Linked DNA regions of Mus musculus: region 2 is linked to region 1. Evidence: chromatin loops called from intact Hi-C (ENCODE). Cell type or tissue: gastrocnemius. All regions are shown on one strand. Links, peaks and the distances in the headings refer to the core of each region. The heading gives the core; the rest is flanking DNA.

Region 1 (9,236 bases), core at 355-8,354:
GTATAGGAGCGGCCGGTAGGGTTGTGAATAGAAGAACAGACGGGGGCCGTCACCGCCCACTCGTACCACACTTTCTTGGAATTGCTGCATCGCCAGAAACGCACACAGATGTTCTGGCCTTCGTGCACCGTGATGGGCTGCTGTAATACGAAAGACACAGGCGGCTTGAATGAGGAATTGTACTTGGCAATGATGGTGGGACAGACAGAGATTAGACAATAAACAGCCAAGTGTAGGGACAAACCTATAACCCAACACCCAGGACGCTGAGGCAGGAGAATCAGGATTTCAAAGCCAGCTTGAGCTATAATTCCAAACCCTTTCTCAAAAACCAAACAAAAGATAAATACAACAAAATATTCTGCCCCTTGGGGGCTGGAGTGATGGCTCAGTGGTTAAGAGCTCTGACTGCTCTTCCTGAGGTCCTGAGTTCAAATCCCAGCAATCACATGGTGGCTCACAACCATCTGTAATTAAATCAGATGCCCTCTTCTGGGGCATCTAAAGACAGCTACAGTGTACTTACATATAATAAATAAATAAATTTTAAAAAAATATATATTGACTCTCATAAAAGTTAGCTATCCTGTCAAAATATGGAACCCCCGGACAGTGACAAGGACACAGTAAACACTGTACAGGAAGGGAGCCATGAAAGCACTCAAGAGGAAGCTGGCCTATTCTTGGAGGTCAGGAAAATGGCCTGATGGTAGAGACATTCCAGGAAACCTAGGGCAGTTAGCAGGGTGGAGACATGAACAAGGAACCTCACAGGCAAAGCAGAGAGAACTGGAAGCCAACCCACCAAGCCAGCTCTCACCTGAGGGCAGTGGGAAGGTGCTGAGGGGCTTAGATAGAAAGGCAAACTCAAATAATGTAAAATTCATCCCTCTTCCAGGTAAAGACTGGACAAGAGAGGCTGGAGATGTGGGGAGTCCAGGTAGCTTACTTGGGTATCCCCAAGAGGACTGCAGAGCAAGTGACAGAACAGAACATGGGTCACAGCCAACTAGCTGAGGGACAGGAGAAGAACACCACTGGCACAAGTTGTCCCTCGACCCACCGTCTTAGAGGTGACTCCTACCTTAATGGGGAAGAAGATGGGGAACCATGAGAACATCCCAGGAGAGTGAGTCTCTGGGCGGATACCTGTGGAGACAAAGTAATGAAACCTTGAGGGCTCCCCTTTCCCTCTTCCCTACGTTGAGAAGAGTCTCTTCTGTGGTCATAAAAATGAAGAACCAAAGACCTCTACTCCTGGACTCTGGCCTCCCCAGTAAGCTACTGTGCTGGATTGGGACTGGCAGTAACCTCAGCTAGTACTCAGCTAACCTCAGCTAGTACTCAGCTAACCTCGGCTAGTACTCAGCTAACAAGCCATGGAGGAACAGAGGAAGCTTTGTGAAACAGCCCCCAAAGACATGCAGGCCGAACCAGAGTCACCCATGCTAATGCGCTCATACACTGTCCCAGACACTCACTCAGAGTGATGTCCCGGTAAAGCACAGTCTCAAAGTAGCCTGCGAAGCCATGAAGCACTGTGTTCACCTCCACAGGAAACTCCAAGGTACAGTAGCGGTTGTTGTCAATCATAGGATCTGTCAGGAAAGATGGTGGATGGATGACAAGGGGCCAAAACCCCTGAGCGACTCGGCAAACTTGAATAAGCTCTAGCACTGGAGGGCCAGAGCTGCAGACGCGGGGAGCTCGGTCAGAAGAGCCACGCGTGAACCTACCTCGGTTGGGATGGCTGAAGGTAAAGCAGGGCTTAGGAGCAGAGAGCTGGTGGAAGTTGTGCAACCGAACCACATAAGGCATCTCAAACTGTGCCTGTCCAGGGAGAAAACAACAACTTCAGGAGATAGACAGAGAACGCTGGGGCTCCAGCACCAAAGAAACAAACAAGAACACCGCTTTATTTCAACCACCTTCTTCACCCCCAGCTTCTCTTCCACCTTCATCGACTTCAGAGGAAGACAGTAGAGAAGACTAAAGAATAGCCCCTCCTAGAAAAGCAGCTCTTTACCTCAGGATCGCGGTCCTTTTCCCGACAGGCACGGACCTCATTGTACAGCTTAGAGGAAGAAATGGGAGCCAGGAAGGAGGTGTATTCTCCAGGGATGCTCACGCCATCATCTGCACAGCCACAGGGTCAAATCAGTTCCCAGAAGGAGGGAAATGGCGTTTTTACAGCAGCTGAAGGCTCAAAGACCGGAACAAGCCAAGGTTGCTATGGACACGGCCGGAGCACAGGCTACTGGGTCACAGGAATCCCACTCTTACTAAGTTAGAGCCATAGGTTAAAGGTAAAAACCACCAACATAGAGCCATGCACTGTTTAGCAACAGAACACACTCTGGGCTATTAGAGCCCAGCTCTGTGAAAACAATAGTCCTTACACAAACTAAGAGGACTACGAGGTACCTGCTGACACAATCCTGTGGGACCACATCACACACACAGCCCGCTGCTGCTGCCGAGCATCACTAGGCAAGGTCTGACTGCACTCTAACCCAGTGGGGATCACAGCACCCCATAAAGTTCCCAACAAACATTAAGCCCAAGGTAGCGATCACACCCAGAGCCTCATTTCAGATAAATGCTCCACAGATACCTTCCGAGCCCACAGACCCTAGGGAATCTCTAGTCCACCCACTTGCAGATCTTGTTTTGGCTTGGTTTGGTTTGTTTTTCGAGGCAGGGTTTCTCTGTGCAGCCCTAGCTGTCCTGGAACTCACTTTGTAGACCAGGCTGGCCTTGAACTCAGAAACCCACCTGCTTCTGCCTCCCAAGTGCTGGGATTAAAGGCGTGCGCTACCACTGGCCAGCTCACTTGTAGATTTTTTTTTTGTTTGTTTGTTTGTTTGAGACAGGGTTTCTCTTTATAGCTCTGGCTGTCCTGGAGCTCATTTTGTAGACCAGGCTGGCCTCGAACTCAGAAATCCGCCTGCCTCTGCCTCCCGAGTGCTGGGTTTAAAGGCGTGCGCCACCACGCCCGGCTACTTGTAGATTTTTTGACTCTAGCAAGCAGCAGTTCGCAGCCATATGGTTTCCCCCCAACCTGGACAAACCTTTCAGGAAGTGCTGTGCTCCATCCAGACACTCAGGTGACAGCTCGTTGTCGGCAAAGGAACCCAGAAGCTCACTGACAATGATGTCAGCTTTCTCCGGAGCCACCCATTCCCGCATGTCTGATGAGACAACTGTCACCTGGCTCCCCCATTCTTCAAACTGCCAGTTCTCTAGCCTGAAATCAGAGGTGACAGAGTAAGAAAGACTTCGGCTGGAAACGGGGACCAGGACAAGCTGCCCAGCAATCAAGTTGCTACTCACGTCACCACAGCATTGGGGTTCTTCTCCACAGCATACAGCCTGATCCGCCGCTCGGCCTGTTTGGCTGCCCGAAGAGACGCATTCACAAGAGGACCCCGGCCTGCACCCAGCACCATAAGTACCCTAAGGAAAAGGGCAAAGTCAAGCAGACTGAGCAGAGGGACGGGCAGGCGCACCAGCCCCTGGGAACAAAAGGACAGTACTCACTGGACATTGGTCTCCTTTTCTTCTTCTGGTACTCGGTCTAGCAAACATTTATAAATAGCCTGAGGGGAAAGACAGAAAACCTCACAGCTGTGAGCCCTTCTTTACTGACCTTATCCTGGCCCTGTGCTTTGCCCCGCGGAAGCCAACACCATACCTGCTGATATTGAGAGTATTTGATGGGGTCCTTTTCAAACACTTCATATGTCTGAGATTCCAGATTGTCCATCAGAGGCTGACAGAGGAGACAGAAGAACAAGTTGGCCAGTATTTGGCAAATGGCCAAGACATCAAAAATTTCCCATTGCTTCCTGAATTTCGGTAGGACCCACCTGGACCATCTACTCTTAAGAGATATTTCTTGGTCCTATGTCTGGGTATTATTACAATTACTATTGACTTTTCAATTAAAAACATGTATGTGCGTGGGTATTCTGCCTGCGTGTAAGTCTGTGCACCACATGCACAGGCAGTGCCTGGGGAGAAGGCACTGAGAGCACCTGGTCCTCTGGAGCTGGAGTTACAGCTGGGAGCCACCATGTGAGTGCTAGGAACCAAATACAAGTCCCCGGGACGAGAAGCCTGGGCTCTGAGCTCTTAGTCATCTCTGTGGTCCCCTCTGTCACCAGTAGTGCTCTCCACACCTACCTGGAGTGGGGACTGCAGATAGTCTTCATAGCCTTTGGCAAAGAGCTCATAGGCATTGGGTGGAGGGCGATTTTGGCTTAAGTATTCCAAGTACTGGAGGTAGGAACAGAACTCCTTCTCTGAGTGGTGGTTGGTTCCCGTGATGATAAACTGCACTTCCAACTGTGTGAAAAGTCAGAGCATGAGAGCAAGCCCACAAACCACCATTCTCAGACATTATACTTTATAACCAAAAGCCCCAACATAAAATAAAACCCATACCAACAGCTGCCCAGCATCTGTCCCAGTACCAAAAAAGGCAGGGCTTTCATAAATTTATAAAGTCCTCATATGCTAACACAAAGGTCCACAAGTGTGGGTGAGGGTGGGGGTGGAGGAGGGGGTGGGGTCCCTGTAGGCATCACAGGAGCAGGAAATAATCCATGGCAATGTGACAATGAGAACTCAGTGCATCCTGACCTAGGCTGGACCAAACTTGAGAGTGTGATGCCAGGCAGTTTATTGCCAGCATGTTTAAACACAGTACAGTTTGGTGGGAAGTTCCCTGGTGTAATACAATCCCTGGTGCACGAGAAAGCTTAAATGTATCAAAACTCAGCTCCAGGTACATGGGTTTAGAGATAGGCTACAAGGACTAGCTTAAGGATCAGTGTGGTCTTGGCCAGACAAAGAGCTGAGAGGTCATTTGGGCTAACAGCCACCTCCAGTCCTGGTTGTGGGAGCTTATGGGCTGGCCCTTCAGATAACACAGATCATCAATTCTCAGCTTTCTGGATGAAAACACAGGTTATACTTCCTTCCCTTAAAAACAAAAAAACAAAACACTCCTGCATGCTTAACATTCCTGGCCATCCCTGGGCACAAGGACCCTCAACTTCTTGTCTGTTTGTTTTGAGATAAAAATCCCTGACTTGTCTACTTGCCTCTTCCTCCTGGTGCTGGGATGAAAGCTGTGTGTCCTCACACCCAGTCTCTTACTTTAACTATGTAAGAATTCCTTGCTGGGCAGTGGTGGCGCACACCTTTGATCCCAGCACTTGGGAGGCAGAGGCAGGCGGATTTCTGAGTTCGAGGCCAGCCTGGTCTACAGAGTGAGTTCCAGGACAGCCAGGGCTACACAGAGAAACCCTGTCTCAGGGGAAAAAAAAATTCTTGTGAAGTTTGGCTCTTTCTCCAGAAACCAGAGGAAGTTCTGGAAAAGGAACCATGAAGAACACAATCATCTGTCCCTGTCCCAGAAGCAGACGTCCTCAGTGATTAAGTCCGTCGGGCCACCCTGAAACCATACGGCCACCCACCTTGAGGAGCCGGAAGATCAGCCTCTGCTGCACCTTAGAAAGAACAGGAAATCCTTTCTTGTTGGTTAGGAAAATGCTGGTGGGGAGAATGGCTGCTTTGATGGGCTCTCCAAGCCAGCGGTCAATGACGTGATTAGACGGGAGGTCAGCTCCAATTTCAAGAGCTACACAGAGGAAGGAAAAGGACACCTATTGCTGAGCAGGGAGCCCACCTTACCTGGTGCAAATTTTTTCCCTTCTGTTGAGCACAGGGAAAGCAGCCAAAATACCCAGCTCACACATGGAACTCACTTTGTTCTCCTTTTCTCAGACAGGTTCTCACTGTATAGCCTTGGGTGGCCTAGGAGCCACAGAGCCCCACCTTCCTCTGCGTCCCATGTTCAGGGACTAAAGGAATATGAAAACAGAATGGCCAGGGCTGGTTCTATTTTTAGAGTGGGTCTCAGGTAACCCAATGTAGCACTGAGCTTTCTGTAAACTCCTGATCCTCCTGCCTCCACCTCCTAAGAGGTGGAACTGCAGGCATATGCCACTACATCTATGTGTACTATGGATCTACTTAGGGGCTTCATGCATCTAGACAAGCAAGTGCTCTACCAACTGAGCTACACCCCCAGCCTCATGAAATTGTTCGTTTTTTTTTTTTAATATTTACATTCATTTTTATTCATATGTGTGTGTTCTGTATATGTGCCATGTGTGTGCAGTTCCCCCATGGAGGCCAGAAGAGGGCACCAGATCTCCTGGAGCTAGAGTTAACATGCAGTTGTGAGCAACCCAGTGTGGGTCCTGGTATCTCAACTTTGATCCTCAAAAATAGAGCAACAAGCACTTTTAAACACTGAGCCATCTCTCCAGGCCCGAAACTGTTAATTTTTCTTTTTAAAGCCATGGTCTTTCTGTGTAACCCTGACTGTCCTGGAACGTTCTAAACTGCCCATTCTTACTTTTGTTTGAGATAAGGTCTCTCTGTGTAGGCTTAACTGCCCTGGAACTTAATCTGTAGACCAGGCTGGCCTCAGACTTGTAGAGACTTGCCTGCCTCTACCTCCTAAGTGCAGGGACTAAAGGCGTGTGCCACCACTGCTTGGCTTTCTTTTTTTTTTTTAAAGACAGGGTCTGTCGACATAGTCCTGGCTATCCTAGAACTCACTATATAAACAAGGCTAGCTTTAATTACACTCACAGAGATCTACCTGTCTCCAGTTCCCATGTTCTGGAATGAAAGGTGGTGGGCCACCACGCCCAGCCTGTTGATTCTCATTTCTAGGAGGCCGCTCATATCTCAGAACCCTTGTGGACTTACCTACTGCAATTCTCTTGCTATAGTCACACAGAGTCCGAAAGTTATGCCACCTGCCCAGAATCAGAAACAAAGAAAGAGCCTGTTAGGGGCATATGACCTATAACTCAAGAACACGCCCCACCAGTTCCCCATAGCCCTCACCCCACCCCACGCAGTACAGCAGCAAAAGGAGACATACCACATCCATGTTTTCTCTTCTCCACTGTACTCCTCTGTGTGTGTAGTCGGGGCATTCTCAATTACATCATCTCTCAGGTCCTCTGGGGCCACCAAGGGTACCCTCATCCAGAACTGCATATGAACAGGTACCCTGTTAAAACCCTGTTTCACACTCATCAGGTCCAGAAAGCTTCCCTCAAGTTCACAAGTTAATCTCTTTATATGCTTTTCTAAATGTGATTACACGTGTTTAATATGTCATACGTATCCTTGTGTAAATACCTAGCTTGTCTTTTATTTTAAACAGAAATAATTTATTTCTCTATCCTTTGTTCCCAGAGGCTCACGTATGTTAGGCAAGTGATCTACCACTGAGCGACGTCTCTAGCCCCACATATACTGCTCTGAAACATTCTGCACACCACACTTAGGCGGAGTCAGGAATGAACAACACTGACATTTCAATTCTGCCAAATGCACTGGGAGTGTAACTAGGCAAAAGGGACAGCTATCATGATACAGAGCAGGAAAGAACCCTCAGTCATACCATGGAAGAGTGGTGGCCAGTGTGGATGTGGTTGGTCAGAACTCTGGCCAGATTCGTGTTATCTTCCTGATTAAGGGGCAATAGGAAAGCTGGAAGACCCAGATATGCCCCAAAATTCAACTCCTGTAACATAGCCTGAAACACAAGACAAGAGAAAACAATTAAGAGCTAGGGTTTTAGGGTAGGGAGCAGCAGAAACTGGCTCTGACACTGTAGCCCAGGCTGTTCTGGAATTCTCTATATAACTCAGTTTGACTTTGAATCTGACCTCGCTCACTCTCCCTTTTTTTTTTTTTTTTTTTTTTTTTGGTTTTGGACCAGGCTGGCCTTGAACTCAGAAATCCGCCTGCCTCTGCCTCCCAAGTGCTGAGATTAAAGGCGTGCACCACCATGCCCGGCTGGTTCACTCTCCTGAGTGTCTGTATTACAGCTATAAGCTGCCATACTGAGCTAGAACCAAACCCTTTTGGAACAGGGTCTTAGATTACAGCCCTAACTAGCCTGGAACTCAGTGATTTGCTGGGCTGGAGATGGACCCTGCTGAGATTACAGATGTGAACCATCACCTATCGTTCCAGACACTTTTAGATGGACTCTGATTTACCAGCTTACTCTCCTGACCTAGTTTAGTGACAGAACTAATTTTTTCCTTTTCTTCTCCTGGCATGGAATCTCAATCCTCCCTCATTATCTTCCTGATGTGGGAATAACCTCACAACGCTTGAGATTGCAGATAGGTGCCCCAACACCCAGGCCAGGCCTAACCTTTAAAGGGATCCCACGAAGAAATTAAACTGCCTTACCGCTTCAGAGTTCCTTCGGATCTTCTCCACTTTTGAGTCTGGATGAATCCATGGAGAAAGCTTTCCCACAATTAGCGTATTCCAGTCTGCATCCCCAACCCAAGAGAAGACAAAGACTCAATGGGAGTTGGCATGTTCTTGATCAATTTCTAGTTCTCAGCAGAGAATAAAGAGTAGAGATGAAAGACAAGACTTTTTGTCTCTGATATAGGGATAGCCTGATGAAGAATAGGGGACTACAACTTTTAGAAAGGAAAGAAAAAAAAGAGTTCTCTATGTCATAGGGGCTAACCAATAGATAACCAAGTCAGAGGAGGAGGAGAATTAAGTCCTATAAAGCAGAAGATATTCCTGCCTCTAATAATTAAGGGGCACAGGGGATGGTCCCTACCCCTTCCTGACAGCAGTAGGTCTGATCGTGTCTGGGGGCCAGGCCGATTCTTAGCAGGTTCCTGAATGAACTCCCTCTTGAAACGCGGGTGGAAGACAGGCATGCAGAGGAAATCAAACCTACAACCGCGACAGACCCAGAAGCATCATGTAAAGTGAGGGCCCAGAGATCCAACCAACTAGGTTTAATATTTTGATTTTGCACAGTTCCATAAAGCCACCAGTCACCCCCACGGGCTACGGAGTTCAGCCCATATTGGGGCACATCACTTTCACTACACTGTGCACCAATTTCTTCCCAAAACACAATCATGAAAAGATAAACGAGAAATGGAAATCCAAGCCAAGTAGCTTCTTTCTTCCCTGACTTCACTGGCTTTCCAGGACTGTCAAAGTTAGACTTGACCCAACACTGCCCATGCCTCCCCAAGCCAGATTAAACTCTTCTCTCGATTGCCTCTTTATACTTCTCTACTCTCGGATAATCCCAGTCTTCAAGGCCCTAGAGAAGGAATGACTGTGCGTCCCTTTTAATTTTTACCCTAGAA
Region 2 (9,236 bases), core at 549-8,548, 48 kb before region 1:
GTGACATCCCGCTGTACTCACAGACTCACAGCAGCTATAGTTGCTTGCACAAGGCCTGCACAAGATCAAGCCAGTCAACATTCCAGCACGGCAGACTTAGGGCTCACAACTCCCCACCCCTACCTAAGGAGCTATTGACAGTTGATGGATTCTAAAGTAGGCCAGTTGCACTCTAATGGATGTTTCTATATGTTCAAGTATACGGGCAGCACAAATTAGACATGGTGGTTTTGTTTTGTTTTGTTTTGTTAAAGTAATGAGGGAGCCAAGCAGTGGTAGCGCACACCTTTAATCCCAGCACTTGGGAGGAAGAGGCAGGTGGATTTCTGAGTTCGAGGCCAGCCTGGACTACAGAGTGATTTCCAGGACAGCCAGGGCTACACAGAGAAACCCTGTCTCAAAACAAAACAAAAGAAAAAAAAGTAATGAGGGAGAGCTGAATATGTCAGCGATATCTCAGAGGGTAAGAGCACTTGCTGTTCCTGCAGAGGACCCAGGTTCCATTCATTCCCAACACCCACATGGTAGTTGACAACCACCCTTAACTCCAGTTCCAGGAGATCCAATGCTCTCTTCTGTTTTCTCAGCCAGCAGGCACACATGAGATGCATACATGCACACTTTGGCAAGTACACACACACACACACACACACACACACACACACACACACACACACACACACACAACAAGTTCTAGGAGGAAGAGGACGAGGAGGACGAGGAGGACGAGGAGGAGGAGCAGTGCTCAGGAAGCAGAGGCAGGCAGGTTTCTGAGTTTAAGGCCCGCCTGGTCTACAGAGCAAGTTCCAGGGTTACACAGAGAAACCCTGCCTCAAAAAAAAAAAAAAATCAAAAAGGAGGAGGAGGAAGAGGAAGAAGAGGAGGATGATAAGGAGACATTAAGTTGGAAGGGTTAGAAAGGATATCTGGAAAGTTATTGGTTGGGTGCGAAGTAAATATAATCAAAATACATTATGTGAATGTATGAAATTCTCAAAGAATTAATAAAAATATATTTGGGGGACCTGGAGTAACTAAGAGCACTGACTGCTCTTGTAGAGACCCAGGTTCAGGTCCCAGCACCCACTTGGCTGCTTTGTCTTTTATATTAACAAATACAGAATATTCTTGTTTTTAGACAAGATCTCTCTCTCTACGTAGAACAGGCTGGATTTGAACTCACAGATATCCCCCACCCACCTCCACCTGCCTCCTGAGTGCTGAGATTAAATTTGGTAGTGTGCACCACCAAGCCTAGCATTATATTTTTACAAAGAAAAACGAGTTTGACAGATGAGATGGCTCAGTGGGTAAGGATGCCTGCCACCAATCCTGACAACTTAAATTCAATCACTGGCACTCCCAGGGTGGAAGAAGAGAGTTGACAGCTCATGAAAGTTGTTCTCTGATCTTCATAGGCATGTATGCTCATGCACTCCAGGGCACACACACGGTAAATGAACAAACAAGAAAACAAATAGGTGGAGAAGAAGATGGCTTAACGGGTAAAGGCGGCACCAATGAACTTTAATTCAGTCCTTGGAACTCATATAGTGGTGGAGAGATCCAACTCCCAAAAGTTGTCCCTGACCTACACACACACCACCACATATACTCACACACACACACACACACACACACACACACACACACACACACACACGGGGGTGGGGGGATGATACAATATTTTTATTAAGAAAATCCAATAGTAATGACATGTCTTTAATTTTAGCACTGGGATGGTAGAGACAGAAGATGAGGAGTTTGAGGTCAGCCTTGGCTATATGAGACTCTGCCTCAAAACACTAAGAAAAGGGGGGCTGGAGAGATGGCTGAGCAGTTAAGAGTGCTTGCTGCTCTTCCAGAGGGCAGTACCCAGCACCCACATCTAGCAACTTACAATTGTAGGCTAACTCCAGCCACAGGGGATCTGATGTCCTCTACATGTACTTACACATGGCATGACATGACATGACATGACATGACATGACATGGCACACACACACACAGTCATACTCACATAAAAATAAATCTTGGAGCCGGGAGTGGTGGCGCACGCCTTTATTCCCAGCACTCGGGAGGCAGAGGCAGGAGGATTTCTGAGTTCGAGGCCAGCCTGGTCTACAAAGTGAGTGCCAGGACAGCCAGGGCTACACAGAGAAACCCTGTCTCGAAAAACCAAAATAAATAAATAAATAAATAAATCTTGGGGAGAAATAAGTTGGGAGTACATGGAAGAAATATGTACAGATAAGACAAATTTGCCAAAATTCTGAAAGGAGATGCTGAGAAAGTCAAGAGAAGCTGAGGAAGGAAGGAAGGAAGGAAGGAAGGAAGGAAGGAAGGAAGGAAGGAAGGAAGGAAGGAAGGAAGGAAGGAAGGAAGGAAGGAAGGAAGGAAGGAAGGGGGAGAACCTGAGTAGCTAGAGGTTAAGCTACCCAGCCACAGCTGAAACCAGGGCAGAGAGATAGCTCCTGCCCCACCCAAAGTTAAAGCAGGGGTGTAGGGCACATCCCGGATCCTCCTTCCTCCTCCTCATCCCAATCTTCCCCAAGAGCTGAGACTGCACTGAGATTATTCTGAAAGGGAACCTGGGAAATGTAGTTTGCAGAAAGTTGCGCAATAAATCTCAATACAGGTGACTAGTTGGCAGATAACCTCGTTCCTTATTTACAAACAGTCAAGTGTGTTTGTATTTGAGATAGGGCCTCATTGTGTAGTATTGGCTTGCCTGAAACTTACTAGGTAGACAAGACAGGTCTCAAACCCGTAAAGATCTACCTGCCTTGAACCCTTGAGTGCTGAAACTAAAGGTATACACCAACATGACCAGCTGTTTTTACATAAAATCTATCCTAGAAAGTAGTCAGGTGTTAAAATTCTTGTTCCAGCTGGACATGGTGACGGGTTTATGATGCCATCACTTGGAAGTAGAGGCAAGAGAACCAGGAGTTCAAAGCCAGCCTAGGATACAAGAGACCTCTCAAAAACAAACAAAGTCTTTGATCTGAGGATTCTAGAATCTACCATGTCATCTCTAGCAGCAGGGAGTCTGGTCCAGACAACTTGACTGAGTCTTGTTGTCTGAGTCTAGCTCTTTTATATGCCAAGAGTTTGATTTAGAAACAAGGTATCTCAACTATTTGTGACTCAGTTTCCAACACTGACTTCTCAGAGGTGTGGTCACCTTTCAGTGAGATAATATATGCAAAATGCTATGATTAATACCTAGCAGATGGTGAGTGATTCTCTAGAAGCACTGAAAATATTTGTTGACATTTATTTTAATCATTCATCCACACACACACACACAAGTTGCAATGTATGCCACAGCACACAGGTAGATGGCATTTATTCATGTTTCATATACACATCACAAGTAGCCTGATGATAAATTTAATCAAGTATTTTTAGCAATGCTGAAGATGAAACAAAGTTTTACTGTATGGAATTTCCCACCTGTGGCACTATGTTGGTGCTCAAATTGTTTAAAACAGTGGGAGCCATTCAGATTTGAATATTCAGATTTGGGGAAGGTATTACTAAACTTCTCCATGCCAGCACTTCCTTATCTGTAAAATGGAAGTAACCATAGACTACCTCACAGGACTGTTGACAAGAGGAACAAACATCTCGCTGTTAAATATTTACTATATGTATACTAAATGTACTTAGGTATAAGCCTGAAATGTGAAAAAAAATATTCAACTTGTTATTCTTTTGTAAATATTACCCACCTGTGCCACAGGAAACCGGAAACCCACAAAATTTAATAATACTACCCTGTAACTGAGAATAATTGTTGCTATCAGATAGAAACACCTCACTTCCTATGTCTGCCAACGTGCTTAGGGCTCAATCTACAATGTTACCCTAAATGTTCACAAGTACCATAGGAGGGAGTCACACTATCATGACCCTCAATTTTTACAGGACTGCTTGAACGGAGGAGTAATTTTCTCAAGTTCACGGATCCAGCAAGTGAAGCCATATTATGTCTTTACCATTCGTAGAGATCACTGCATCTCAGCAGGAGAGCAAGCAACACTCTTGGGACAAAGGTACCCAGTCTAGGCCCCAGCCTACAGGAAGTGTCAGTTTCCAAAGCTGAGGCGGGGGCGGGAGTGATGAATAAACATTGTAACAGATAATTATAATAGCGCCTGGTAATTGGTTCAGTAAAGGCTTACTACCAGAAGCGCTACGGGATCTAAGGCGCTGGGTGAAGAAAAAGTACTGAGGATTTAAGGGTCCAAAGACACGTAGCAGTTACGGCGGGAAAAGCAGACATCCTTTGACAAGACACATCTGAAAGATAACGCAGGCGGCAGCCAAAGGGCGATCCGGAGCGTGACGGCAAAAGCAACCCGGAAAGGAGCTGAGCGCAGGTGGGCGTGGCCGCGCGGTGACTGGCAGGGGTGGGGCCAAGCTGGCCGCGCCCCTCGTCGCCGGCTGCTGGGCTTCGGCCGGGGTCCGCTGGGGCACCGCGAGCTGTGCAAAGCCGCCGTCCCCTAAGGGCCGCGGGGACCGAGCCGCACGCCGGCTCGGGGACGGGCAGTCCACAAAGTTTGGTCCGCGGAGGACGCAGCGTCGAGCCCGGCAGGTGCGGCCGGGCCTGGCCGGGGCGCTCGCGGCCTTCCGGGCGAGCACCGCCGGGCACTGGTAAGGAGCGATCAACTCTGAAGTTAGCAAGAGGCGTCACGCCTGTTCCTCTCCGCCGTGCGTCCAGCCCTGGCACCCCGAGCCTGGGTCGCACCGGGGCTATGCAGCCCCCACCCGGCGAGGAGCTTCCTGCCAGGTAGACAAGAGGCGCCCCGGGACCCTGCCGGCACCCCTGTTCAACCCAGGATGCTATCGGCCCTCCCTCTTCTTTTCCTCCTCCTCGGTAAGAGTCCCCGCCCCGGTGTCACTGCCCGCCGTCCCGCGCCCTCCTTGGTGACCCACGACCCCTGCGACCGCCGCCCCGTCGAGCCTCGGCCTCCTCTCGGGCTGTCCCACACTGTCCCTCCCACTCACAGCCAGGGAAGGCGACCTTTCGGCGAGGTCACGCACCTCCTTCCGGCTCCTCTACCCCTTCCTATAAACTGTCCGGAAGTCTCAGATGGGCCTCCCCTTGGAGTTGCCCAGGTGAAGAAAACTTGACTCTCTCTGCTGCCCTTTCTCGATTCCCCCTCTAGGAGGTGCTCTGGCCCGCCCAGACCGGATCACTTTCCCACGTTCTGGTAAGTAAAGCGAGTTCCTAGGGTTCTGGGGCATGGGAATGAAGATGCACCCTAGAGAAAAGAATCTCTCCCCTGGATCCTGGAGTCTGCTGTAATTTTAGAATAGGTATCATCCATTACTTTACAGAAGGGGAAACTGAGGCTCAATGTGAACTGGCACCTGGTAGTTGTTAAGAACCATCTCGTTTTTTTATGTGTAATATCCGTGTTTTGTCTCCCTAGTTAGGGTAAGGTCTTCCTGAGAGTAGAAACAGTATTTCTCTGCCAACTGACCCTGTGGCTGGCACAAAGCCTACAGTAACATTACTTATAGTGTGAATACTTAAGATGAAGTATAAAGAATATGGAAAAGGAGTAGGGTTGTCAACTCCTATAATCCCAGCACTTGAGAGGCAGAGGAAGGAGAATCAGTTCAAGGCCAGCCTCAGCTATATAGTGACTTTGAGGATATCCTAGGTTACAAAAGGTTTTTGTTTTTAAACAAACAAACCAAAAAAAAAAAAAAATGGAGAGGGACCAGTTGGCTGTAACTGGTGGGTGGAGATTTTTGCCATCTTGAGGCATTCAGAGGGGAAGAAGAATATTAAAGAACTCTACCAGTGTCTCCCCCCCCTTCTCCCTCTAGCTTGTGAGGCGCCCCCAGCTGTGCTCTCAGAAGTACAAGGCACTTTACAGAGGCCTCTAGGCCGGGACAGCCGAAGCTCCCCTGCCAACTGCACCTGGGTTATCCTGGGCAGCAAGGATCAGACAGTAACTGTCAGGTGAGAAATAAGGCAAGTCCCCATTTCTCTCTACTGCCCCTTCCCTCTCCCTCTGAAAAAGCCTTTGATCACCTTTCTATGATATTACCATCCTTGTCAGCAGAAGAGAATTTGGTTTGTCTGGGTCTGCTGTAAAGGCTTAGCTATGGTGGATATTTAGCTTGGGGACTGTCCATCTCAAAAGGACTCTAGAAATTATTCTGGGTTCAGCTAGACTTGTGATGAGTCCCTGAATCATAGTGTGGCCTAGTTGTTAATCAACTTAGTCCCTTCCTCAGGGTTGGGACTGTATTACTAGCTCATTGGTGGAATGCTTGTGTGGAGTGTGCAGAAGTCCTGGGTTCAGTCTCTAGCAAAACAAACCTTCTCTGGGTCTGCCTTTCTGCATTGCACTACTCCATCCTTACTCTCCCCTCCCCCTTCCTCTCCTCTTCCCCTGTCCCTTTTCCCCTCCCCTCCCCCTCCCCCCTCTCTCTTCTCACATCCTCTCCCCTTATCTCTCCTCTCCTCTCCTCTCCTTTTTTTTTTAAAGATTTATTTATTTATTTAATTTATCTGAATACACCATTGCTCTCTTCAGACATACCAGAAGAAGGCATCAGATCCCATTACAGATGGTTGTGAGCCACCATGTGGTTGCTGGGAATTGAACTCAGGACCTCTGGAAGAGCATTCGATGCTCTTAACTGCTGAACCAGCTCTCTAGCCCATCCCCCTCCCCTTTTTCTGGTTTTGAGACAGAATTTCACTGTGCAGCCCAGCAGGTTGGTATTAAGTTAGCTCCATCTCATCCTCCCAGATTTTGGGCTTTCCTGTGGAGTCACTATGCCCAGTATTCCTTTTTCTTTTTTCTTATTTTTTGGTTTTTGGTTTTCATTTGGTTGGTTTGTTGTTTGTGGTTTCTGTGTGGTTTTGGTGGTTTTTGTTTTGTTTATTTTGCTTTCAGTACTGGGAAACAACTCAGGGGTTCACACATCCTAGATGAGAGCACCCTACCTCTAAGCAACAATCCCAGCCCTGTACCCCTAAGACTCCTCATTGGGGCCCACGTCATTTGGCAGTTTGCCTCATACATTTCACTTGATGAGAACTTGCCCAGAGAGCAGGATGGTAGTGGCACACGCCTTTAATCCCAGCACTCAGGAGGCAGAGACAAGCTTAGTCTGTGATTTCGAGGCTAGCCTGGTCTAAATCCTGAGTTCCAGGATAGCTAAGGCTACATAAAGAAACTCTATCTCAAAAACAAAATAAACAAAGGAAACACAAAAGAATTTATTCAGAAAGGTATATAAAGGAGAGAACAATCTAAAAAGAGACTGTTGACCCGTGGTACAGCCCTGGGGACTTCAGATTTTCCCTTGTCACTTATGGAGCTGAGCTGTTGTGGTTAATTGAACAGATACATTTTGTCAGCTAACTACCGGGCACTGTGCTTGGGTTATGGTATTGCCACAACTGGAAAGTAATAACCCTGGTCTCACCTTGGTCCCTGAACACATCGGTTCTCTCAAAGGACTCTAGGAAGGGTCTTGTGGTCTGATGGCACCTCTGTTGGAACTTTGCCCCTTGCTTATATTTTTCCCCATCGACTCTATTGGCTGAGTTCTCATTTGGCTCTTTGAATCATGGGTAAGGAAGCATTTGTGCTTCCTGGGCTACCAGGGACCTGTCATCAAGAGGGGAGGCAGGGGTGGGGGTGGGGGAGCAAATCTCCAGAGCATCTCATGTCTTGCTCTTCTGTACCTCATAGGTTCCAGAAGCTGCATCTGGCCTGTGGCTCAGAGCATTTAATCCTGCACTCCCCTCTACAGCCACCAATCTCCCTGTGTGAGGCCCCTTCTGGCCCTTTGCAGCTACCAGGGGGCAATGTCACCATTACATACAGCTATGCTGGGGCCAGAGCACCCATGGGCCAGGGCTTCTTGCTGACTTACAGTCAAGGTAGGCTGAACAGGGTGTGTGGTGGGACCATTGGAGGAGAAGTGGGAGTCCCCCAGGAAGAGGCAAGGATCCTGGGAGTTCTGGCACTTCCCTGTCTCTTGATGCCTCTGCAGATTGGCTACTGTGCCTGCAAGAAGAATTCCAGTGCCTGAACCACCGCTGCATTCCAGCTGCTCAGCGCTGTGATGGGATTGATGCCTGCGGGGATGGCTCAGACGAGGCAGGCTGCAGCTCAGATCCATTCCCTAACCTGAACCCAGCCCCCGCACCAACTCTGGCCTGCAATCTCACCTTGGAGGACTTTTATGGGGTCTTTTCTTCCCCTGGATATTCACACCTGGCCTCAGTCTCCCACCCCCAGTCCTGCCTGTGGCTGCTGGACCCCCATGATGGCCGGAGGCTGGCAGTGCGCTTCACAGCCCTGGACTTGAGTTACGGAGATGCAGTGCATGTGTATGATGGTGCTGGACCCCCCGAGACCCCTCGACTGCTACGTAGCCTCACCCACTTCAGCAATGGCAAGGCTGTCACTGTGGAGACCCTGTCTGGTCAGGCTGTTGTGTCCTACCACACAGTTGCTTGGAGCAGTGGCCGGGGCTTTAATGCTACCTACCATGTCCGGGGCTACTGTTTACCTTGGGACAGACCCTGTGGCTTGGGCTCTGGCCTGGGGGCTAGTGAGAACCTAGGTGAGCGTTGCTATAGCGAGGCACAGCGCTGTGATGGCTCATGGGACTGTGCCGATGGCACAGATGAGGAGGGTTGCCCTGGCTGCCCACCAGGGCACTTCCCCTGTGGAGCTGCAGGCACCCCTGGTGCCACAGCCTGCTACCTGCCTGCTGACCGCTGCAACTACCAGACGTTCTGCGCCGATGGAGCGGATGAGAGGCGCTGCCGGCATTGCCAGCCCGGCAACTTCCGGTGCCGGGATGAGAAGTGTGTGTATGAGACATGGGTGTGTGATGGGCAGCCAGACTGTACTGACGGCAGTGATGAGTGGGACTGCTCCTACGCCCTGCCCCGAAAAGTCATCACAGCAGCAGTCATTGGCAGCCTGGTGTGTGGCCTGTTGCTGGTCATCGCTCTCGGCTGCACCTGCAAACTCTATGCCATCCGCACCCAGGAATACAGGTCAGTTGGAGGGGGGCTGGCTGTGGAGGAGCCGGGACTGAAGATGAGATGGGATCCATGCAGTTCCTGGGCACTGAGCAGGCCCACCTCGAGGAGTGGTTCCTGCCATCAGCTCCAGAGAGTAGTCTCTAGGAAGGGAGGGACATGACTTTGGACAGACCTGGCCTGGGAATGGAGGGAA

What was found. A loop is a pair of places that touch in the nucleus more often than their neighbours do. Peaks named below come from ENCODE experiments on the same cell type or tissue, not always from the same donor. Only the 100,000 strongest peaks of a DNase experiment are listed, where the experiment ranks them.
Region 2: it touches region 1 in a loop (2.5-fold over the local background); 12 of 42 quality-filtered maps call a loop at or near these places.

What each region holds. Positions count from the first base shown.
Region 1 is chr14:54,507,808-54,517,043 of GRCm38, forward strand. Prmt5 (protein arginine N-methyltransferase 5) reads right to left here. Exons shown (of 17, transcript NM_013768.3): 2 at 8,690-8,808; 3 at 8,299-8,384; 4 at 7,496-7,630; 5 at 6,968-7,080; 6 at 6,790-6,839; 7 at 5,484-5,647; 8 at 4,186-4,347; 9 at 3,695-3,772; 10 at 3,541-3,599; 11 at 3,334-3,456; 12 at 3,072-3,247; 13 at 2,027-2,136; 14 at 1,737-1,830; 15 at 1,482-1,598; 2 more. Among named protein-coding and RNA genes, the nearest start is that of Prmt5, 5.0 kb to the right of the region's middle. In gastrocnemius, for the core only: no CTCF peak of the experiment used is centred there; no DNase peak of the experiment used is centred there.
Region 2 is chr14:54,459,727-54,468,962 of GRCm38, forward strand. It overlaps Lrp10 (low-density lipoprotein receptor-related protein 10), which reads left to right and starts at 4,421. Exons shown (of 7, transcript NM_022993.3): 1 at 4,421-4,885; 2 at 5,178-5,222; 3 at 5,848-5,983; 4 at 7,734-7,924; 5 at 8,038-9,055. The coding sequence starts at 4,849. In gastrocnemius, for the core only: a CTCF peak has its summit at 5,174; DNase peaks (open chromatin) are centred at 4,089, 4,403, 4,814 and 5,122; H3K4me3 peaks cover 1,746 bases; H3K27ac peaks cover 1,740 bases.